Regions from separate parts of the Homo sapiens genome. Here region 1 is linked to region 2. Evidence: chromatin loops called from intact Hi-C (ENCODE). Cell type or tissue: tibial artery. All regions are shown on one strand. Links, peaks and the distances in the headings refer to the core of each region. The heading gives the core; the rest is flanking DNA. Region 1 has its middle 260 kb from the start of MIR302F. Region 2 has its middle 200 kb from the start of MIR302F.

Region 1 (12,431 bases), core at 2,873-6,872, 55 kb after region 2:
GATGAATAATAATTACTATGTATTTGTTATCTATTACTAGACAATTTTTCAATCTCTATACTGGCTACAATTAAGCTACAAGTAGAAAGTATAGGATAGCCTTTAATGACAAAAACAGCTTTGCTAATACTTAAGTTTTTTACTCCTTTAATGTTTGCAGCAAGTGAATATCATCTTTGTCCTTTGCTAGTCAACATATTCAAGAAGCAACAAATGCACGTTTGTTTTGTTTTGTTTTGTTTTCTTTGAAATGCTGCCATGGTTTTATCATCTTGTTCTTTGCTCACTGCAGATAATTTGTGATCACTGCTTAAGTGATGTTAAGTAAGTTCCACTGGCTGGGTGTGGTAGCTCATGCCTGTAATCCCAACACTTTAGGAGGACGAGGTGGGTAGATCATGAGGTCAGGAGTTTGAGACCAGTCTGGCCAACAAAGTGAAACCTCGTCTTTACTAAAAATACAAAAAATTAGCTGGGCGTGGTGGGCACCTGTAATCCCAGCTACTCAGGAGGCTGAGGCAGAATAGCTTGAACCTGGGAGGCTGAGGTTGCAGTGAGCCGAGATCGTGCCATTGCACTCCACCCTGGGTGACAGTGCAAGACTCCCTCTCAGAACAAAAAAAAAAAAAAAAAAAAAAAAAAAAAAAAATTCCACGTCTTTTCTGGCCAAAAAACAAAACAAAACAAAAAGAACTGAGTGGTATGCCACATGAGGAGTCCTCTTTGTGTGATTGTCTATGGGACTCAGTGAAGATGTTTAGGTATTCCATCTGTGAACAGAGAGAAAATGCAGACTTCCGTCGATATACACTAGTCTCTTATAGTATTGATTTTGAGAACCAAAGAATTTAAACATTAACATGACAAAAAATTTAATGGGTATAGTTTGATCAAAAGCCAAAGTACAGTAAATTGATATCATAGACATGCAGTCTTCAAAAATGAATGTATTCCAGCCAGAAAATTGAATAATCTGTCTCTAAACAAGCCATTTCTAGGAATCATAATATCCATCCCATTTTAATAACAGACAGATGGAATATTTCTTTTGTAATTACTTACTTCTTTTTAAACTGAGTTACTGACTGTAAGATTCTAGCTGGCATCAAAATAAAATCTTCTAAAAAGGTGTATCTTCCCTTGTGGTTGATACCTCACAGAAAATAGATGTTTCATCCTTTCCCAGCTATATGATTTCTTTGATTTTACCCAAATAAGACATCAGTGTCAGCGTGTTAGCTTACAGTTGCAGTGTGCTTAGAAGTTATTTCATGCCAAGTCTTAAAGATTTTGAGGTACTATAGTGTACAATAGTGAACTCCCACAGACACATTCTGTTAAGTGTCTGAGGTCTTCCTGTCTCAATACAGCAGTTCAACATATATCCTACAATTCCATCTTGTGAGCTAACAACGTCCTCTAGGAACTGCCATTACTAGAAAACAGTTTATTGCACTCACTACTAGTTTATAGGATCAGGGAAAAATACAAGTATTGCTTATACCTCTTTAGAAAAGAAATCATATGAACAGCACATACCAATTAATGATTAATGAAAGATTTGTGCGTCACATATTGAGAACAATATTTAACTGTATGTTAGTAGAAAATCATTTCAATAAACGGATATCTATATTGCCCTGGTTCTATTGAGTGCTGGAAAAGAATGTGAGATGCCTTTTTTGTCTTCTTTTAGAAAAATGGAGAATCAATTTGTATTAATACCACTGTATAAAAATAATATACTATATAAATATATTCAGATCATTTCTCATTTTGTCATACTCTTCACTGAGGTTTATAGTTTTATTATTTGGTTTCAGAAGTTACTTGATATAAAAACTAAATTTTTTTACTTAGTGACCATGGCAATGTGACGTCTAGGACATACAGAAACCATCAGTCAAATCAAATGTTAAGAATTTGAAAAATGATGAAAAACACCAGGTTGGGACTGTGCTGAGCTAGCTTATTTGGGTTTCGCTTGGTTAGGAAGCGGAACTAGATAAACTCTAAAGCATTTGCTTCCTTTGATCACTTCCAAGCATTAAAACAGACTGCAAGCATCACTGAATAATAAACTAAATTGTATGTACTGAGTATTTAAGGTTCATGAATAACAGACACCATTACACAGGACTGAAAAATACACATTATATTATTTTTATTGGGTTAAATGTGGAAATAATTGAAAAACAGTATTGTTGAGCTAAACAGTGCCTAAAATGCATACAATTATGCCTATTTCCAGATATGCTTTATTTTTTATAAACACTAGTGCCTTAAACCTGAGCAAAACTGAGCCTCATGTTATAATTTGCTGTTTTTTCAAGTGGCTGAGTAAGAATGTATCACATTTCTGAAATTCTTTCACTGTAAGTAAATATTTAGAAAAAAAAATGAGAGAAATCTAAACATTTTTTGAATATGGTTACAAAAAGTTGTGATAACTTCTTTGTTTTCTTTGTCAGTTATTACATGAAGTTATTACAACTTTATATAATAAAATACATTTTCAGCATTAGATTTTATATAGAGATTATACTTCTTAATCAATTTTTAACAACGAGCCAATGTTCTTCATAGAATGGTGACTTAATATCAATTCTAGCTAGTACCAGAGTTTGTAATTTATTAACATTTTCAAAATCACTCTATTTATCCACTTGCAAATCTCATTCACAAGTTATCAAAATATGCTGAATGAACTGCATTATATATTCAAGTATATATCAATTATACATATGTAAGTCCTTATTAGTATATTTAAGTACTTATTTATATACTTAAATACACATAATTTAACTATATTTAAATATCTAGATATTTAAATATATCTGTGTACGTAAATGGTTAACATTACAACATTAATAGCAGTAATATTATTAATAAAAATAAATATTTAGGCTGAAGTTCAGGAAATCAGACCAGTGCAACTTAGAACCTAAAGAACTGGCCTAATCTGAGTGAGTCATTTGACTACTTTACACTTTTTATATTATTAAACAATTGAAATTGGGCTAAATAATGTTTAAATTACTTCGTAGCTTGGAGTTTGTATGTGTCTGTCTCCAGTGTTTGAAAACCTTGATTCCAAAACTGGCTCTGCCACGATTATCTGAGTGGCTTTGTCAGTTATTTAATGTCTGTCTCAATTTATTCATTTGTCAAATGAAGATAATAATAGTATTTCCTTCGTAGGTTTTTGCAGAGATTGATTGTGCAGCTCTTATACAGTGCCTCGCATAATGAAAAAATTCAATTAGTATTAGCTATGTTTGAATTTGCTGTTAGCATCAAGTTTAATTTCTGAATAATATAATGCCTATTTATTCTAGACACTTTATTTCTATACCACCCAATGGTGCTTAGTTGCTTACTCTTCTTATATACCTGTTAAAATAAATTATTCTATATACTTCAGTTTCTTGTTGCACTGTCTGATGCTTACTGTGTTATCTACATGCTAATTTCTTTTTTAAGAACCAAGATTTCTTCCGGACCTGTGGGCTCTCATTGGCTAGTGGAATTACTTGTTGGATAATTAAAGATGATATTCAGCCATATTTATGTGAAGAATTTTTTTTTCTTGACACTGAGTCTCACTTTCTTTCGCTGGCTGGAGTGCCCTGGTACAGTCATCAGCTCACTGCAGCTTTGAATTCCTGGGTTCAGGTGATCCTCCCACCTCAGCCTTCCTAGTACCTGGAATGACAGGCCTATGCCACCATGCCCAGCTGACTTGGAAAAAAAATTTTTCTAGAGACAGGATCTCACCATCTTCACCAGGCTGGTCCCAACTCCCAGCTTTAAATAATCCTCCTGCCTCAGCTTTTCAAAGCTCCCGCATTATAGGCATGAGCCACCATACCCAGCCAAGACTCTTAACATAATATTCAAAAATTATTTTATTGATTAAAAATAAAACAAACACATGCAAAATCAAAATAAAATTTACAAAAGTTACAACTTCTGTAAATAAGAAGTTAAATAAGTTACAACTTCTGTATTAAAACTTTCCTGCCCTAAGAAAGTTAAAAGTGCTTTTTGCACTGAATGGATCAGTAACATAATAAAATAACTCTTTCAATGTCCTTACAGGTTTCTTCTTGATACATTTCATTTAAATAATTCTACTTTCTCTAAACATAGTTTTTAATTTTCAGGTTTTCTAGAAATCTGGAAAACAGCAACATAATAGGTCTCAAGAATATTAATTACAGAAAATATGTATTATTCACCCCAATTAAATTCAAAATCAGGAACAATTTCACAACCTCTGTTTGTTAACATTCACAACCCTTACAAAAAAGACTCATACTAAAAACTTTGCAAAAACAACATAATTGTTGGGGTGATCAGGCCCAAAACCAGGCTGCGGGGGCTACAAAGTCTGGCAGAGTCAAAGTAATGAGAAAAGACAAGTTAAGAGTACATAAAGTGGGTCCAGGAGGCCAATGCTAGATTGGAGGCTGTGAAGGCCCTGAGTTCTGGGAGCCCACACTATTTATTGGTGATCAAACAAGCAAGCAGGTGGTGAGGATGTGCAGACGTGAGGATAAACAGGTGAGGATGTGAGGACGTGGGGGTAGAAAGGTAGTGGTGCATTAAGCAAAGCTGTGATGGTTTAGCATTTTCGTTGATGCATATAGAATATGTTCTGCTGCTTGAGATAATAAAGGACATGTTTATGAGTAAGAAGCAAGGAACTAACAAGTCTGTGCACATTCCAGAGGCTACCAGGGGTTTTATGCCCTGAGCCCTGGGTTCCATCCAAGCCACAAGGGGTTTTATGCCCTGGGCTTAGATTTGTGGTGCGGCAGGGTGGCCTTCCATCCTTTGGCAAAGAGCTTGGTGTTCCAAAGGCCACGAGGGGTTTTAGACCCTTGACCCTGGACATCTTCCAAGACTCTTTTATATTATGACAGACAAGGCAGTCCTGCCTCAGCTCTTCTACCAACAATAACAAGTTTTAAACAAAGACATAATTTTCATTTAGTGTATTTAACAAAATCTCCTTCCAACTTCCTTCTCTCTCTTCCTTCTTCTATTTCAGTGTTTGTTACTTGGAAACTATGGACGTCAGGGAAGTTACCTAACCCTACTGCAATTCAATTTGCTTATCATTAAAATAGTGATAGCACAGTTAAAAAAAAAAAAATATATATATATACTAGGCCAGGTGCAGTGGCTCACGCCTGTAATCCCAGCACTTTGGGAGGCCGAGGCAGGCGGATCACGAGGTCAGGAGATCGAGACCATCCTGGTGAACACAGTGAAAACCCATCTCTGCTGAAAATACAAAAAAAAAAAATTAGCCGGGCGTGGTGGCGGATGCCTGTAGTCCCAGCTACTTGGGAGGCTGAGGCAGGAGAATGGTGTGAACCCAAGAGTCAGAGCTTGCAGTAAGCCAAGATGGCACCACTGCACTCCAGCCTGGGTGACCAAGTGAGACTCTGTCTCAAAAAAAAAAAAAAAAAAAAAAAAATATATATATATATATGTATATATACACATATATATACACACACACACATATATATATATATATATATATATATATATATACTAGTAGAAAATTGCCAAGGGTTAAATCAGGATTAGTTAATACTACTAAATAAAGGTTACTTTTCTGGTTTCTGTAATTAAGCTATAATTACATAAGATATTATCATTAGAGGATGCTGGGTGAAGTGGGTGAGGGAATTCTCTGTATCATTTTTGCACATTTGTAAGTCTAAACTGACTTCAAAATAAAAAGTTAGAAGAAAACATGTATCTAATAACCCAAATAGTTCCTGACTATATTAAGAACTCATAACTAAATAAAACAATGAACTTGGTTGAAAATTATGGGCAAAAGATTTCAACAGATAGTTGAACAAAGAAAATACAGATGACAAATAAGCATGTGAAAAGATGCTCAGGGGAAATGCAAATTAACACTACGGTGAGACACCACTGCAAAGAATGGCTAAAACTAAAATAGCCTATATTAGAGCCACATCACATCATGTACCTGAAAAGATGCATCCACTTTGGGGAAAAAAATTTAAAATGGCACTTTTTTTTTTCTTTTTGAGATGGAGTTTTGCTCTTGCTGCCCAAGCTGGAGTGCAATGGTGCGATCTCAGCTCACTGCAACCTCTGCCTCCTGGGTTCAAGTGATTCTCCTGCCTCAGTCTCCTGAGTAGCTGGGATTACAGGTGCGGGCCACCACACTTGGCTAATTTTTTGTGTTTTTGGTAGAAACTTGGTTTTCCCATGTTAGCCAGGCTGGTCTAGAACTCCTGACCTCCGGTGATCCACCCACCTCAGCCTCTAGATTACAGGTGTGAGCCACTGCGCCTGGATGGCACTTTCATATAAAGTTAGTAACACACTTGGCATACAAAAGACCAATCCTATCCTTAGATATTCACCCAACAGAAGTAAAGACATATGTCCACCAAAACTTGTAGCCCAATGTTTACAGTGCTTGATTTGCAATTGCCAACACCTGGAATAAATCCAGATGTTCATTTACTGGTAAATGAATTAAAGAAATACTATACTCATGCAATGGAATATTAGTAAGTAATATAGAAGGAGCTACTGACACATGCAACAGCATGGAAGAATATCTAAAATCAAAACAGAACAATAATACTATGATAAGTAAAAGAGTCTAATGAAAGAAGCAGGCACAAAACCTATGTATGTTGTGCTTTCATTCATATAAAATCTAGAAAGCAAAGATATAGTGACATAAACCAGAGTTGTGGTTGCTGGACCTAGGGATGGAGAATAGCATACTAAGTAGGACAAAGCCATGAGATAATTTTTCAAGGTGATGGAAAGTTATATATGATGATTGTAGTAATATGTATATGATATCATGATTCCTTAATTTTTACACCCAAATTTGTTGAATTTTATATATAAGTAATACCTCAACAGACTGATTATTTAAATAATTTAAATACCCAGTGAAAGATAGAACCAAAAAGCTCACATATCTTCCTTTTAAGCTAATGACAATGTATTTATTAGTTATTTATTTGTTAAACGGGCTAACTTACAAAATAAAATAATGTTTGCTGTGTAATATAGAAACAATTATAAGTATTTAATCAGAAGTATAAAAGAGGCTATGCTGAAATACAAATTCATAGAAGAATATAATATATCAAGAAGTAGGAAAAAGGAGAGGAAGAAAATATGAAATGAGTAGTGTGATAAGAATTTTGCTGAAATTAGCTTAGATTCATAATATGCATTGTATAGTGAAATAAATGAGAGAGATGTAAAAGTTCTGCATATAACTACACAGTGTTTTAGAAAGGGAGCAAAATTCACCGAATTACTCTTTCATATATATATTTTTTATTTTAAAAATGTTAAAAGATGACAAAAGTGCTCACTTACCAAATAAAGTAGTGCCTCTTGATAATGACCTTCCCCTTAAAAAAATAACAAAATAACTTGTTTGTGGGCAGTTTCTTCTTTTTTATATTCTTTTTCAAGTTGCTGTGTGATCCTAACAGAAAAAGAAAGGCGTTCTTACAGTGGTTCAATTCATAGGGTTTCTAAATAATATAGATTGTCTGGTACTGAGATAGTTAAAAAGCTATATGTAAAGGCCTCAAAGCCATAACATTCATTTTAAATTTGCTCACTGAAATGGATTCTTTGTTGAGAAATAATTCTTGAGTATAACAGATTTTTTCTAGAGCCCTAAAATTTTTATCCATATTAACCATAGTGACCACATTTGTAAGGTTTCTCACCAGTTATCACCTATGGGGTAGCCAGTAAGATAGGAACCCTTCCCAGATGCTTTTTCACATTTCTTACAAAAGAGTTTCTTGCCACTGTAACCAACCTGTGCTTGGGAAGTCATGAGTCATGTGGAAAGGCCTTCTGACACTCCTTGTATTCATTGATTTTCACCTGGATGAATTCTCAGATACTGTGAAAAAAACTATCAACTATTAAAGGCCTTCACACATTTCTTGTATTTCAGGGTTTGTCACCATTGTACATTATCCAATGATAAAATAAACTGTGTGTATGAACTAAATGCATATCTAGATTTTCAACATTCATATAGTTTCTCACCGAAGGACTCTCTGATTTTGAGTAGATCTGAGCCAAAAATACGGTTATTTCTATAATTTTTACCTTCGGAGCATTCCATTCATTATTAATAGTTGTGTGTAGGATAAAGAATATATGCTAAGAGTGAGCATGTCTAGGTGATTATTACATAATTGAAATGTCTTCTTGAGATCCATTATTTTTGTTTGTTTGTTCAAACTGGATATCCTATTTCTAATAATCTCTTCAGCAACAGAATTCAGATTCATCTATTTAATGTTTCCATTTATTCATAATTTTCCATTTGAATGATTCTATTTTGTCTGTTTCAGTTTTGCAAGATAATTTCTTGCTCTTATCCCTTGATTTTTAGTCTAACTACAAACCTCCTGTCAGCTTTCTATCATCTATCCTGCGGTTACTCCAATAATGGGGTTTAAAAAATTGGAAATATTAAGTCCCATTAACATCAAGTATCTGAAGGTTTCCTGTATAAAACCTCTGATTAGAGTGATTCTCATCCCCCCTGAGTGAAATCTGCAATCACACCACTGAAAATGACTGGTTCATGGGCCTTGTCGTTTACATTCTCAAGAGGTGATTGGTTCTCTTTGAGACTATTCTGTTTTTTTTGGGGTTTTTTTTTTTTTTTTTTTTGTTTTTGCAAAATACATCCTGAGAAGTCAAGGCCACATGACACCTTGTGTGTTATGTGGTTCTTATAGCTAGGCTTTATTTCTTTTTAAAAATTATTTTCTATCTTTTTATTGAGACTGGGTCTCATTCTATTGCCCAGGCTAGAGTGCCATGGTGCTATCTTGGCTCACTGCAACCTCTGCTTCCTGAGCTCAAGTGAGCTCAAGTGATTCTCTCACCTCAGCCTCCTGAGTAGCTGGGACTGCAGGCACACGCCACCACCCATGGCTAATTTTTTTTTTTTTAAGAGGTGCAGTTTTGCCATGTTGTCCACGCTGGTCTCTAACTCCTGAGCTCAAAGTATCCTCTTGCCTCTGCCTCCCAAAGTGCTGGGATTACAGGTGTGAGCCACCATGCCTGGCCGTATATGCCTTTTTAAATTGTAGAAAAATAATGACGCTATGAGACCATATATCAAATTAGAGAAAAGATTATTATTTTAAAATTCAGGACTGATATTCTACTCAGTAATCCTTATCTTATTTGCTCTTGGCTTTGTACGTGATTCACTAATGACTAAATAAAACAATATTTCTTATTTCCAACCAATCATGATGAGTTTCTGTCTGTATCCTTTTTATTAATCCTGAATTTCAGGATAATATCTAAAGGAAAGTTTTTTTGTTTGTTTGTTTGATTGGTTTTATTGCTGTTTTTGGTGATAGTTAATGTCGCCATTATTTCACAATATGCCTTCTTAAAGTTTATTTCTCTATGCGTATGCTTTCTTATATTTCTAATGATGAGTTGAATAGAAATGCTAAAGATATAGGGAATGTGTGATATTATGGTCATACAAAGCACATGTGATACTAGTCAATAACTTCCATCACTAGAGATACATTTCGCTTGTTCAGGAATAACTTCACTTTCTTTCAAGGAAGGCAACACACTTAACTGGAGACCACCAGCAGACTGCTCCTAAACCACATTGGTTTGAAAATGATCATTAAACAGCATGCAGCCCAAGAGTTTCCACAGTGCCTCAGTTGTCTTTCTTTAATTTTATTAGATTGTTTGGGCAACAGGAGACTTAAAAACTTGACCATTTCATTCAAAGTAATTGGCCTTTGAATTCACAGCTTGAAAATCTCAATTGATAACATACTATAGCTTTTTAGATAGACAACTATATGTATATATATATGATAGTTAACTCCAAACTAGATACATTGAGAAGTCTTAATATATGGAAAAAGTTAGTCCTTCAGAAAAATGACATCATCTTTGAAATAACACTGTGACATCAGTTGTTAGTTTAAAATAACCCTCAAAATAAATATTTGTGAATAGCAACTGATTGCTACATCAAATGCTACTACAAATGCTACCTACATTGTACAATATTAACACAAAAAGATACCTCCCACCTTCAGTGTCTTCTTTACAGATCAAAACTTCTCTGAAACTGTAACATTTTAATAAATAACACCTTCTATCCACAATTTTTTTCTTAAATAGAAATTTTAATGAATTCATCCTTTCTGACATTTGCATTTGTCTTTAAATGCCACAAGATAACAGAGTTTTAATCATTCCAAATAGCTTTTTAATTATAGACCTAATTACTTTTGCAGAAAGTTAAGCTCCGCAAACAGGAATAAAACGATTTGCTTGCACTTTCTGTGAAGAATGATGTTGTGCTTTTGATTTAGGTATCTGGTAAATTCACTCGGTCAGTTTTATCTGACTTTTTAGTATTAGGAGGAAGACTTGAGTTTTAAGAGAATTTGACATTATGCAGTGTGAACCAAGCAGTGTTGTTTTAATTAACTATAGAATCAGAGAAGGAGTTAGAGGTGCTCTGCACAAGAAATAACAGATTAGTAACTGTTAATTCCAGCCTGTAAGGCAGCACCAGAGGCATGAGTATTTCAGTCTCCAGGGAACATTAGGTTGTTTTTCTTCGAGTTAATGAAGGAATTTACTTGTATAAAGTTCTTGACAAAAAAAAAAAAAAAAGAGGATTGCTATTTTGAAGCTAGGTTCTGAGTGAGGAATCAATTAATGATCTGTAGAAAAAAACTACTAAATTATTTATTTTAGTAGGTGTTAAAGATTTGTTTCTCTCTTATATGCTTCCAATAGCCAGCCTCAAACAGCTAATTTTTGAGAGTATAGTAACAGATAAATGAGAAATTTGTTGTCTTTAGCTGTCCTGCTTAACTTTTATAAAAGCTGATTTGTAAATTCTGAAAATAAAACTTAAATAGGATAATTTTTGTAGAATATGCAATCTCTCTTATGGAAAATTATTCATGTATACGTTCCTGTTTACTGAAGGTAAAAATGGTCAAAGTTCATGACAATTTAATGTGGTTGTTAAATAACTATGGGATACAGTTTCATATTTCTTACACTAATTATAGCTGCAACAGGAAAAAAAATCATACTCAGATTGAAATCCACTGAACGATAATCATGAATTCCCTAATTGTGCACCTTGCTTAACAGTGTCTGGTTAGATGAGGTCAATTCATCCACCTCTCATACTACAAACCAGACACAAATCTTGATTTGTGGGGAATTTTGGTCATTGAGGAGATCTATGACATGTACGTGACATGTAGTCATCCCATTTCCTGATTGTGGAAGGATGAAGTTTCCCTTGCCAAAGATTGTTAAATCACATTAGGAGAACGAGGCAACTTAAGATGGAACAATGATAGAACAATGTTTGTAAACACTGCCAAATACATTTTAATGTGAAAATTTTTATAAATATTAATGTATGCCTTTTACTATAAAGATATTTCAGTTTAGCTTAGTGAACCAACTTTTGTTGTGTTTCCACTATATATCAGACCCTATGCTGTATGCTTGAGATACAAGAGTAGATAGCATTTCTGCTTGAGCCTTCTTGCAGCCTATCCTGCAAAAATAAAAAAAAAGTGTGAGGTGGCAAATGTTATGACAGACTATGTTTAGCAGAACAGAGTATGGACTTGGTTCAAATTGGGGATTCAGGACAGGCTTCCTAGAAAAGCTGACTCTAGCTATCCAGAGAGATAACCAAATTATGTAGGTGAAGTTGGTCACTGTTTCCTGACAGAGAAAAAGCATTAGCCAAAAATGAAAAGCTTAAACTCTCATTCCATATGGAAGTGACATACATGTATGAAGTGGGAAATAGAAAGCGGAAGCAGGAAAGCTTATAAAAAATGCAGGGTGTGGCTAGATAAAAAACGTTTTCTAAGCCATACCAAGAAATGTGTGCTTTTGCTTAGGGACGGAGAGACATTGAATAATTATAAGTGGGGATAATATCATGAGATAAAGAAGCTTTTATCTTGGATGTATTATGTTTACCTATAAAAGACATTAGATTGTATATAACCATTTTGAAATGTTACAGTCTTAGTTCCTAGCTCCACTAATTATAGTTGTATGACCTTGGGTAAAATAATCCACTTCTCAAAAGATGTCATTTACGCTTCAGCAAAACAAACAACGAGAACAAAAAATGTCCTACTTCAAAATTTTCTGTAAGGATTAAATGACATAATCTTTGTTTAGTACTTGATACATGATAATAAGTAATTAAAACTAATAGGTGATCTCTTTGTGTATTCATGGAATGATTGAGTTGGTAGTATGGGATGGATGTTTTGTCTCCTGCAAATCTCAAGTTGAAATGTGACCTCCAATATTGGAGA
Region 2 (12,431 bases), core at 3,271-7,270:
AGACGCATTTTCTGTCAAACTGCACTGATCATACTGTCTACTCACTTCTTCTTGCTTCCTGAACTTCTCTTTACCAGTTTCTGCTAAGTTCTACTCACTTGTTATTATCAAATAATTTACCATCACATAGTACAATTTATAAGCATTTTTAGTAGTGCTAATTGTTTTTAGAAAGAAAATCCTCGGTTAAATGTATTTAAACTTGGTTCCACACTTGTCAAAGCCTGTTGATGCTATCACTTTAATGTATGCGTTAGGGGATGAGGTTCTTCTTGACACAAGTTGTTATTTTTTAGAAAATTTCACATTTAAAAAAATACTATAGCTTGACTCTTGCATATATTTACTGCCCTTCCTTGGCAACTGGCTTTCAGAAAAATCTTATATAGAATGATTTAAATGTCACGATTTTTTGCTATAGACTTTGTCACATCTAACACAATGAGAAAATTTGACAATTCAGTGTGGGGTGAAAAAAATGAGGAGATAAAATCAATAGTAAAGAAGAGGAGTGGATACTTTTCTTGCATGTTTCACAACTAAATCTGGACTTAAGGACAGTTAGATATATTGGATTTATTATCTGAATCTTATCTCATTGCATTAGGTAATAAAAAGGCCAGTTGTAGAACAAAGAATCAGTAAATATGTCACAGAGCACAAAGCTTAACCTGAAAGGAGTCTATTTTTTTTTTTCTATTCAGCACGTCTCAGTTTGCAAAAAACATTTCAATAAAGTTTCTGTGCAACAGAGGGTAATTAGGAGAAAATGACCTTGAGGTTTATACTGCTTTTAAAACAGCCACTTGGTAAATCTTTGCAGGCATGAATGTCAGCTTAAGATAGATGTTTATAAGAAAACTGTGAAATGCAATATACGAATGGAAACTTCATCTTCATTGCAAATCTTAGGCCTAAAGCTCACTCTTTATCCTCTGATACCGATAAGCATACAACAGCTTTCCTAAGAATTAGTATATGAGTCTGTTAAAATAACTAGTTTAAAGCTCCCATTTTCAAAATAGGTTCTGCTTTTTTAGAAAAATCATATTCTTAAGTCTAAATTTTGTATCAAAGAGATTAGTACCCTGAAAATTAATATGTATGTCAATTTTCATATACACTGACATTTTATAATGTGCCTTAAACCTCAGCTTTTCTAAACAGCATAGCTCCTTCAAATGCAACAATTTTTATGACATAATATTTTCATTTTAAGCCAGTATTTTTGAAAACGAAGAATGGTGATTTCTGTCTAAAACAATAACACTTTCTTGACGATCATAGTTTTCATCTCACATTATTGGTGTAACATATGTATTGTAGGGAGAAATGTTGAAAGTGTTTCTATCACATTTAGTTTTCCCAATCCAATTAGAGTGTCAAGAAACAATTTCTACTGAAACCAAAATGCTCAAACATCTGGTAATTAGACCCGGATCTCTATTATCTATAGAGAGTAACATGAATCGAGATATGATTACTATCACCTATATCAGACTTCTTATTTGTGATTTTAAAAAAATGTACCCCTGAAACATGATACATTTAGTGAATGTATTTCAACTGTAAAGAAGCATGAAACAACCCTCTGGTTGGTATGCATTGGAGTACAAGTAATGACATGGCCTAGTAGTATGATAAAGCGGGAGTTCAGAAAGAATTCTAATAGAGGAATCAGAAAGCTGTAATTTCAGTCTTACACTTCAATCACTAGTTGCGGGACTGGTAATGTTACCTACTTTCCACACCCTTGCTATGAGGATGAATGAAAACAATTTGAGTTAACGTGATTTAAAACCAAGGTATATACCATTGAAATGGGGAAGTTCCCTAATCCCCATTCTAGGACCTGCCACAGGGGTGTGGCTCACCTGCTTGGTTGCCCTGCTGACTGCTCAAACCTTTATGGGAGGGGGAGCATGCAGATAGGCAGGTGAAAAGGCCAGGACGAGTGCTTTGGGCTCCAGCCCCGTGGTAGTGTCTAGGAGTGGGTGCCTGCAAACCCAGTGTTACAAAGCTTTTTCAGCTTTGCTGCCTGCAGAAGGCTTGAGTGTTAACCAGCTCAATCAACCCTCTGACTTTTCACAAGGGCAGAGGGCCAGTGTGACAGCTTTCTATATCCCAAGCTGTTGTCCAGCGTCCGGGAAAAATTGGGTCACACACGGACTGGAAGGATGAATGTAAGGATTTATTGAGAGGTGGAGGTGGCTTTCAGTGGGTTGGATGGGGAGCCGGAATAGGGGGATGGAGTGGGAAAGTGATCTTCTCCTGGAGTCCGGCCGCCCAGCAGCCGGACTCCTTTCCCACTGACCCCAGCCGAACTCCCCTGGGCATTCCAGTGTTCCTCTTTTCTCTTTCTCTACCCATCATTCCACTGTGCTGGTGCTGGTCGGCTTCTGGAAGTTGGGGTTTGGGGTTTATATGGGTGCAGGATAGGGGACATGGCGGGCCAAAAGGCAACTTTTTGGGTGTGAAAACAGGAATGCCTGTCCTCATTTAGGGCAGTAGGTCTTCAGGCTTGAGGTTGGGGCCTTTGCTGGGGAACCGCCCTCTTCTACCCAGGATTTCCCAGTCTCCCAGCCACATCACCATCAAAGTAGAGCCTTATCAATATTTGACAGATCTTAAGAGAAACTATAATTCTTCAATAATAAATTTTGTAAAGACAGTTCCTTACATCACTCCAATGATTTCACTTCAGTTACAAAGCTAGCGTCAGTCACTATGAAGATAAAGAACACCCACATAGAATTTTGTATAGAATTTGACCCCAACATCTATAGTTATACCCAGATTTATGGGGTAGGTGGATAAATCCTTGTAAGAAAACTCTGTAATGCAACATATGAGAACTTTGTCTTCTGGGAATAACTTATAAAATAGGTCACTGAATCCAGATAAAATATTTGTCTTGTGCAATGTAATATTATTAAATGAACAGTATTTAATAAAGAAATTAATAATGAACTAATTCCTAAATAAAAGTGAACAAACCATAAATGTTCACCTTGACGAATCTGCATAAAATAAACACGATGGAATCCCACCTGCAGCAAAAAATAAAATATTACCAACAAATCCAAAGGTCCTCTTCTGCCCTGTCATTGTCCCTCTTTTATCCTGTACAAGTTAATCTCTATTTTGATTTATAAATTTATAAATTAGCATCATGCAGTACGTCCTTTTGATGTCTAGATTCTTACACTCAACATTATATGTAGGAGATACATCCACGTTCATTTGGTAGACAAAGACTAATATTCTTTCTGCCACTATTGATGAGTTTCTATTTCTATGACTTCAAATAACCGGTTTCATATAGTTTGAGATCTTTTGTGTCTGGCTTCATTTTAACAGGATAATGTTTGCTGAGACTATTCAAGATTTTTGCAGTTTATTTGAGACTCATCAAGGTTGTTGCAGTTTCTTTCTTTTTGTTGCTGACAAAAAAAAAAACATTTCAGGTATTTCCACTTCTTGGATAAATACTTAAAAGGAGAATCAATAGGTCATAGAAGTCTGTTGCTTAACTTACAAGAAACTGTGAAAGTATTACCTGAAAGGATCATACTATTATAGTTCCTCCAGCAGTGGATGAGGGTTTATCTACTTCCTCTGCAATATTTGGTACTTGATTTTAGTCATTTTAGTGGATGTGAATTTGTATCATATTATTTATTGCATTTCTCTGATGCCAAATGATGTTGAGGGTCTTTGCTTGTGCTTATCAACCATTCTTAAATTTTCCTTTCTGCAATGTCTTTTCAAGTCTTTTGCTATTTTATGACTTGTTTTGCTATTTCCAAGTCTTTTGCTATTTTGCTGTGTTTCATTTTATTATTGGTTCTAACAAATTATTTATCTATACAGTTATAAGCTTTTTATCAAATACGTATCTTAAAGTAGTTTATTCTAGGTTGTAGCTACAATTTTTGTTCTTTTTAGAAATGTCTTTAATACAACAGATAATTTAATTTTGATAGAGGTAAATATTTCATTTCTAATAATTTATACTTATTGTGTACTATTTTAATCATCTTTGGCTATTCCAAATCTCTAAAACATTTGTTATATATTTTGAATTAATAATTGTATAGCGCAGTGGTCTCCAACTTTTTTGGCAATATCCATAGAAAAAGGATTAAAGAGAATATAATGAAGAATGCATGCCAATAAATATGAAACAGGTAAAGTGGAAAAATTTATAGAAAATTATGTACTACAAAAGATCATTCAAGAAGAAGTAGGTCATCTGAGTAGCCTTACAGTAAAGAAATATATTGTATTCATGTTTGAAAATTCAGACCATAAACAATTCAAATCTAGGCACAGACGGCTTCATTAAAAAGTCAATCAAATGTTTAAGAAAGAAATAATCCCAATTATACAACGTTTTCCAAAAAAGCAGAACAAACACTTCTCAACATTGATGTCCTTCATGAGACTGAAGAGGTTTAATTTGAATAGGTGTTAATTTTTCTTTGCAAATTTTCTTTCTATATCTATTGAGAGGATCATTTGTTGATTCTGTTTTATTCTCTTAACAGAGATAAACATACTTTTATTTTTTAATATTAATTTCCATTTCAATTGTAACTTCAATTTCAATATAAAAAATCAACATGACATTTTATGCTGTGTTATACTCATACTTAAATTTGAACCAATAATAATTGCTATATCCTGAAAAGAATAGTTTTTAAAAATCAATAATAAATAAAATGAATTAAATGGACTTGCAAATAAAAGATAATTAAAAACTAATTACATATTTATTATGCGGAGTGTGAATACTCTGTACAAATATAATTTTTTTTCCTTTGAAGAAATTTTAGTGTGTAATGGCCTATGTTTTAAAGATTGTATTGTCTGACCAAACCACACTCAGGGTGGTAAAAGGAAAGAAAGTTATATTGGGGGTTAAATTATCTTAGTATTAGAAACCAGGCCGGGCGCGGTGGCTTACGCCTGTAATCCCAGCACTTTGGGAGGCCAAGGCGGGTGGATCACGAGGTCCGGAGATCGAGACCATCTTGGCTAACACAGTGAAACCCCGTCTCTACTAAAAATAGAAAAAAATTAGCCGGGCGTGGTGGCGGGCGCCTGTAGTCCCAGCTACTTGGGGGCTGAGGCAGGAGAATGGCGTGAACCCGGGAGGCGGAGCTTGCAGTGAGCTGAGATTGTGCCACTGCACTCCAGCCTGGGCGACAGAGTGAGACTCCATCTCAAAAAAAAAAAAAAAAAAAAAAAAAAAAAGAGAGAGAGAAACCAGACAATAGCTAACAGGTTTTAATTTTTAGATGAATCATACAAACACATGGGCTATTTGGAAATATAGCTTTTCAAATTACATTCTACCTTGATTTTGAAGAATGATGTCTGACATTTGTTAATTCAGTTGTTTATATATTTATCTCATAATTATTTATTGAAAGACTACTAATGTTCTGGCCTTGGGATAAACTTTGGAGATATAACAGTAAATACGAAAGATGTAATTACCACCTTTCTACAGACTAATTTAGAGAGATGGGGAAGATTATAAGAAGAGATAAAATATGAACAGTGTCACTTATGCTATTAAAAACAGGCAGATAGGCTGGGCATGACCGTTCATGCCTCTAATCCCAGCTCTTTAGGAGGCAGAGGGTGGTGGATTGCTTCAACCCAGGAGTTTGAGACCAGCCTGGGCAACATAGTGAGACCCTGTTTCTACTAAGAATACAAAAATTAGCTGGGTGTGGTGGCTCATGCCTCTGGTTTTAGCTGCTCAGGAGGTTGAGGTGGGAGGATCACTTGAGCCCAGGAGGTTGAGGCTGCAGTGAGCCTAGATCACAGCACTGCACTGGGCAACAGAGTGAGATCTTGTGTGTGCGTGTGTGTGTGTGTGTGTGTGTGTGTGTGTTTGTGTGTGTATATATATATATTTATATATACAGCTATAGAAGCACATGATAGGGACATTTAATTCAAACAACAAGTTTGATGAAGAAACTGCATTTTGACTTAGTTTTGAAGGATGACTCAAATTAGCCTGGTTGGTGGAGCTTGTACATGGAAGGAAGAACATTCAGGCAGAAAAACAGCAAGTTCTAAATGAGACAGAGAGCATTTGAGGAAATACAAATCACAAAATTAAAAAAAAAGTTTTTATGGACGTAGCGTGGACTAAGAAATCTTAGGAGGCTGTTGGAGGAAACTTAAGGTATGTGGAATGTAGTAGGAGCAGAAATGGTTAAAAAATGGTATTTGACAAATGTGACTAATTGGATATGAGTGTATATGAGGATGACTTTCACTGCTTTAGCCTTAGAAGCTGAGTTGATTAGAGATAGTATCTTTGAAAGCTGAACTTATGAAGAAGAAGAGTTTCATTTTGGGCATAGTGACTTTGAGGAGCTTGTAATACACCAACGGTTGGTGGTTGGATATATGAGTCTGAGTGGAAGAGGAGACTGAGCAGGACATAAAGATCTGACATCATCAACAGTTAGGTACACAATGGAATTGTGAAAATGAATAAGTTCACTAGAAGAAAATACAGAGAAAGAAAAATCTTGAATGTCTACATTTTAGGGCATCAGAACTTGATTATTATTTCAAGGTATGTTAGTTACTAGCCACAAGATTTAGAGTAAATTATATGACTTGTTAGGACCTCAGTGTTATTCTCTGTAAAATGCAGGGTCTGAGCAATATAATAGAACATATAGCTCTAAAATACAATGAATCCAAGACTCTCTGTTTTAGCCCATTGTTTTAGATAGTCAACACAAAAGTTATATATGCAATTATCCTTTGTTATCCACAGAGGAATTGGTTCCAGGACCCTGTTTTACACATGGATATCAAAATCCATTGATGCTTGTAAAATGGCATAGTATTTGCATGTGACCTTCACACATCCTTCCATATACTTTAAATAATAGATAACATATAACACTTAATACAATGTAAATGCTATTTAAATAGTTGTTATAATGATTGTTTTATATTTGTATTACTTTTTATTGTTGTGTTGCTATTTTCATAGTTTTTTTTTTTTTTGGGATGTGTTCAATTCATGGTTGGTTGAACCCACAGATATGGAACCCTCAGATATGGAGAGCTAAATGTGTAGCCACAGTGGCTAAATGTATATCCACAGCAGCTAAATGTATATCCACAGCGGCTTGGATTGGCTACATCTAGACTGAGAATTTCATAGTCCTAATGCCAGTATATATTTAATAATATTGCATTGATATCTAAGGAACACTGAAAGAATTGTTTACTATTCTCTATGACTGGTACAAATATCTTTGTTATTTTCCAAAGGTGGTTGAGAGAGCATGCATTTATCCATTACCTGCTTTATGCTGGACACTATTAAGAGAACTTTTACTTACCAGAAGGATTGGTCAGTTTAAGAGAGCTACAAAACTTTTTAATTTCTTTATTGATATATTATTTGCCTTTTCCTAGATTTAGCACTTGAGGTTTGTAAAAACAGTAATTTTAATGACAAACAAATATCATATTTTCAAAATGTATCTCATATTATTCACATTAGAATTAATGGTTATCAATAAAATTCAGTTAGTTAAAAGTAGTAAGGGTTAAATTTAAGCTGGTTCCACAGGAGTGAAGTCCTGGTAATCAACTTTCAAACCCATTGCTTTTTCAACTGCTATATTCTCTGAAAAGAAGAGAACCAAAGAAAACTCCACACTATTCACAAAGTTTAGTAGCTTTTGTAAATGCCATCTGCTTCATCTGTTCAGAAAAATCACTTTCATTATATTTCAAGTCCAAAGTCTCTTTTCTTTGTCTGTGACACTTTTTTTTCTTTATCCAGTGAAAGAATCCACACCAATTTTATGGTGTTTTTCTCCTCTTCTCCCTTATAGAATTCTTCATTTTGCCTGGTGAGAAGGGGCGCAAGAACTACTGTTCAATTGACAATTCATTCAATTTTACAAGGCATATTTATTTCTTCCTTCACAATTTCAAAGAGTTTTGGGGGAGGAGAAAAACCTACTTCTATTCACAATTAGGATGGCTCTGTTTGAGTTAAAAATTCCACCCCGTGAAATACCTTTGCTGAGACGTAATGAATAGTGTTAGTAATGTGGAAGAGGCTCAAGTGGATAGAAAATTGTCAAAACTTTCAGTAATCAATAGGCAAATTGTGCTTTAGCCTGAATGACTATTACCAAATAGGCAATTCATCATTTGTTAGCATGTTATAGCTTTTGTAAGAAAATTATTGTAAAACTGGAGCTCTCCCATTTCAAACGTCGCTGTTATTTATTAATGGTTAATTATGAATAGTATTGAGGTAATAGAAAACAGCAATACCTGTTATCTATCTATGTCACTATGCATATTTATCTGTATCTATCTATGTATATGTCATTTTGGAAAAGGCAAGCCTATAGTAAGTTCTGTAATTTTTATTAAAAATAACATAATACTACAAACATGCAAACACACAAATAAAATAATGATATGATATCTAAAGCTGATAATTCCTATTTATTTTGACCTCCTCTTTCTCGTTTGACATGCATTTGAGAAGAGATTAGTGGATTGCAACGGTTATATTAAAATTATAAAAAAGAGTATTAGGGCTCTATAGAGTAACCAACCACAGTTAGGAAGACAGACAAACAGCAAGTTACTCAGAAAATTAGCTTTTGTATGTCTGATAAGAGTGTGTACCTCATGTGAATTCATAGATACATGTTTATTTTGTTTCTATAAGCATTTTTAAAATGATTGCCAATTGCATATTTCAATGTTTTTTCACTGAACAAGAATTACTGATTATAAATAAAAGAAATACAAACTTAAACATCAGAGTAGAGTGATCATCATTAAGGCTGTATCAAGAGTATTTTAATTTTGGTGGATACAAAAATAGAAATTTGGATTACATATTACTACTTTGACAAGGTGTGAAATTTGTTTATTGCATACTTTACTGTTTTAGAAATAATAATGAACTTATGCATGGAAAAGAAGGTATAGTGTTACTTTGTTCCAAAAAAAAAAAAAAAAAGCCTGTATGACACACTCCCTGGATGTAACATGATAGGAACAATATTAGTGCATTGAAAGATATAGATCAAAATAGGTAGGACTTTAAAAGCAATGGAATCAAACACCTGTAATCCCAGCACTTTGGGAGGCCGTGCTTGGTGGAACACTTGAGGCCAGGAGTTCAAGACCAGCCTTGCCAACATGGCAAAACCTCATCTCTACTAAAAACACACAAAAAAGAATTAGGTGGCATGCACCTGTAATCACAGCTACTCAGGAGGCTGAGGCAGGAGAATCGCTTGAACCCGAGAGGTGGAGGTTGCAGTAAGCCAAGGTCACGCCACTGCCCTCCAGCCGGGACAACAGAGCGTGACTCTGTCTCAAAAAAAAAAAAAAAAGAAAGAAAGAAAAAGAAAGAAAGAAAAGAAAAGAAAGCAACAGAATAAAGAACACAGTATCATGCCAGAGTTCTTTTTAACTCTTTTTGGGCAGCAACTGTCATTCCACTCTATTTTTATCTTACTCTCATTAACTTTTCCTACTATGTTGATTTTTTTAAAAAAGAAAATTTGTAAAAATCAATGAAAAAAACTTGCAATGAAGAGACTCAACAAACTAAAATAATTTAAAATGATTACTAAAATAATCTTGTAATAAATGTATTTCCCCAGAAAACTTTTCCCTATCATCAAAATTTCTTATACAAAGGAAATGTACATATAGAGCCAAGAGAAAATATATGTATTTAGATACTTAGGAAAACAAATAATATTAGAGAGAAAAATTATTTTGAAAAGAAAAATAATAAAATGCACAAAATACAGACAAATATAACCTGATAATTGTGGTAACAGAAACATTTTGACTAAACTATCAAAATTATTTTTTAACATTTTAGTAATTTTATGATATCGATAGACCCAAATTGGTGTTACTTCATCAACATTCTTTTTCTCATGCATAGACATTCTTTTGTTATTACTCACAACTGAATGAAGAAACAGGAAACAGATGGAGAAAACTCACTTAAGTTCAATGAATATGCGTTAAATATTTATCCTACAGAGAAAACTGTGAAAATAACTCAATAAATACATACTAAACTTCACTAACCTAAAGATTAGTGATTTGTTGATACAAAAAGGAATGAAAGAAAGAAACAGTTATGAGAGAGACAGACAAACAATTGCAGAATATACTGAGACTTACTTCCTTTTATCTCCTTCTAAATTATTTTTTCATCAGGTTAAACTAATGTACAGTGTCTTAGGAAATTAAAGACTATTTTTGAGTGATTTAGAAAATTAGTTTCTCTGAGTGATTTTACTACATTATGAATCTTCAAGTAACATTTTATTAATTTAATGTAGCTTAAGATATTGGAAATAACTGAGGCATAAATAAGAAACAGCACAAGGACCCTCTGCAGAAGAAGTCAGTAAGTACTGCAGTACCAAAGAATGGAAAGGCCAAGCATCAGCAGAAAAAATTGACCATGTAACACATGGAAGGAAAGAGTTTAATTTAAGCCATCCATCCATCTAGTGTTTAGAATGAAATTTGAGGTTCAATGGACACCTGTTAAGATATAAACCATATTCTAGTTTGTGATTAAAAGATGCTGGTCTTAGGCTTCCACCCTATTTTATTGGAACCTTGACTTAATAGTGCAGTTGCCAAATTGTGCCACAATTAACAAGAGTAGTACTTCACTTGACAAGTTACAGGGAAATTATCAATATTACACTTCCTCCATATAGCAGCCTTGCAAACAATTGCACAATGCAAATAGACCACAAATTATCTTTTGGACTTTTCAAATAGGCATTGCTCTTCAAAATTTATTTCTCTTCTACCATTCGAATCTCATAGTTCTTTTAACTAGTATGGAGTAATCTTGAAATTGAAGAACCCTTTAAGTTTTCCTGCGATTAATTTTTTTCCATCAAGTTTAAAACTGTAATTTCTAGGAATGAAAAATAAATTCTCATGATCTGAGCTCGAAAATAATTCAATACGGTCCCTATGATAGGCAGAATTAAGATTCCTGATCCTTGGTATACATGCTGTATATAATCCCCTACCTTTCAATGTGGTTGGGACTCAGGAATATGATGGAATATTATTGTCATGTTTAGACTACTTATCAGTTGACTTTGAGTCAATCGAAAGGAATATTACAATGAGTCAGCCTTACATATTCAAGTGAGCCCTTCACAAGACAGTGAAGTATTAAAGAAATGCTCTCCCCATGTTCTAGAAGAAAGCAAATGGCAATATTTATTATTATTATTATTATTATTATTATTATTATTATTGAGTTAGAGTCTCTCTTTGTAGCCCAGGCTGGAGTGCAGTGGTGCAATCTCGGCTCACTGCAACCTCCACCTCCAGGTTCAAGTGATTCTCCTGCCTCAGCCTCCCAAGTAGCTGGGATTACAGGTGCACGCCACCATGCCCGGCCGATTTTTGTATTTTTAGTAGAGACGGGGTTTCACCATATTGGCCAGGCTGGTCTCAGACTCCTGCCCACACTCTTGACCTCACTTGATTCGTCTGCTTCTACCTCCCAAATGCTGGGATTACAGGCATGAGCCACAGTGCCTGGCCAGCTGCACATGGCAATGTTTAGAACTCCTTATGAAGAGGGTTTACCTCTAAGATTTGGGCACTTTATCCTAAAACTATATTGAACTGTATTCTGCCGGCAATCTTAGGGAGCTTGGAAGAAGATCCTAAGCTCCGAATGAAATCCTAGCCTTCCTGACATACTGGCTATAGTTTAGTAAGACCTTGAGCAGAGCATTCAGCTAAGCCAGGTCCAGTTTCCTAACCCACAGAAATTGTGAGATAATAAATGTAAGTTGTCCAAAGCTGTTAATTTTGCAGTATTTTTTTACAGCCATTGAAAACTAAAATAGCCCATTTTCTGCATCTACATGAATTAAATTATGATTTGTTACAACATACCCACAACCATATACAAAAAATGTGAAACAACTGTCTACCTTATAGTTGTTTCTTGGCCAGTATTAATCTCTCTCACATTTTCTTTGTCTTCTTTTCTGAGCTTAGAATTTTCACAAAGTGACTACCAACCAATGAGAAGTGAGCCAGTCATGAACCTTTAGGCAGGACTCTTTAAACTGCTGGTTACAAAGTGCTGCTTACAGTTGTCCAGGATTCTTGGAAATCATGCAAATGTTACAGTAGAGGCGTGGTTATCTGGAGTGCTGTGGGCTGAATTGTGTCTTTCCAAACTACCAGTGCCTCAGAATATGCCTACATTTTGGGAAAGGGCCTACAGGGGTAATTAAGGTAAAAATGAGGTCCTATGGGTGGGCCTTAATCCAATACAACTGATGTCCTTATGAAAAACATTCGGGCACAGACAACACAAAGAT

The links. Hi-C counts contacts between places; a loop is a spot of excess contacts. Peaks named below come from ENCODE experiments on the same cell type or tissue, not always from the same donor. Only the 100,000 strongest peaks of a DNase experiment are listed, where the experiment ranks them.
Region 1: a loop joins it to region 2, with 2.9 times the contacts of the local background. A loop is called at or near these places in 1 of 110 quality-filtered maps.

Annotation. Positions count from the first base shown.
Region 1 is chr18:30,036,974-30,049,404 of GRCh38, reverse strand. No RefSeq gene overlaps it. Among named protein-coding and RNA genes, the nearest start is that of MIR302F, 260 kb to the left of the region's middle. In tibial artery, for the core only: no CTCF peak of the experiment used is centred there; no DNase peak of the experiment used is centred there.
Region 2 is chr18:30,092,346-30,104,776 of GRCh38, reverse strand. No RefSeq gene overlaps it. Among named protein-coding and RNA genes, the nearest start is that of MIR302F, 200 kb to the left of the region's middle. In tibial artery, for the core only: no CTCF peak of the experiment used is centred there; a DNase peak (open chromatin) is centred at 5,678.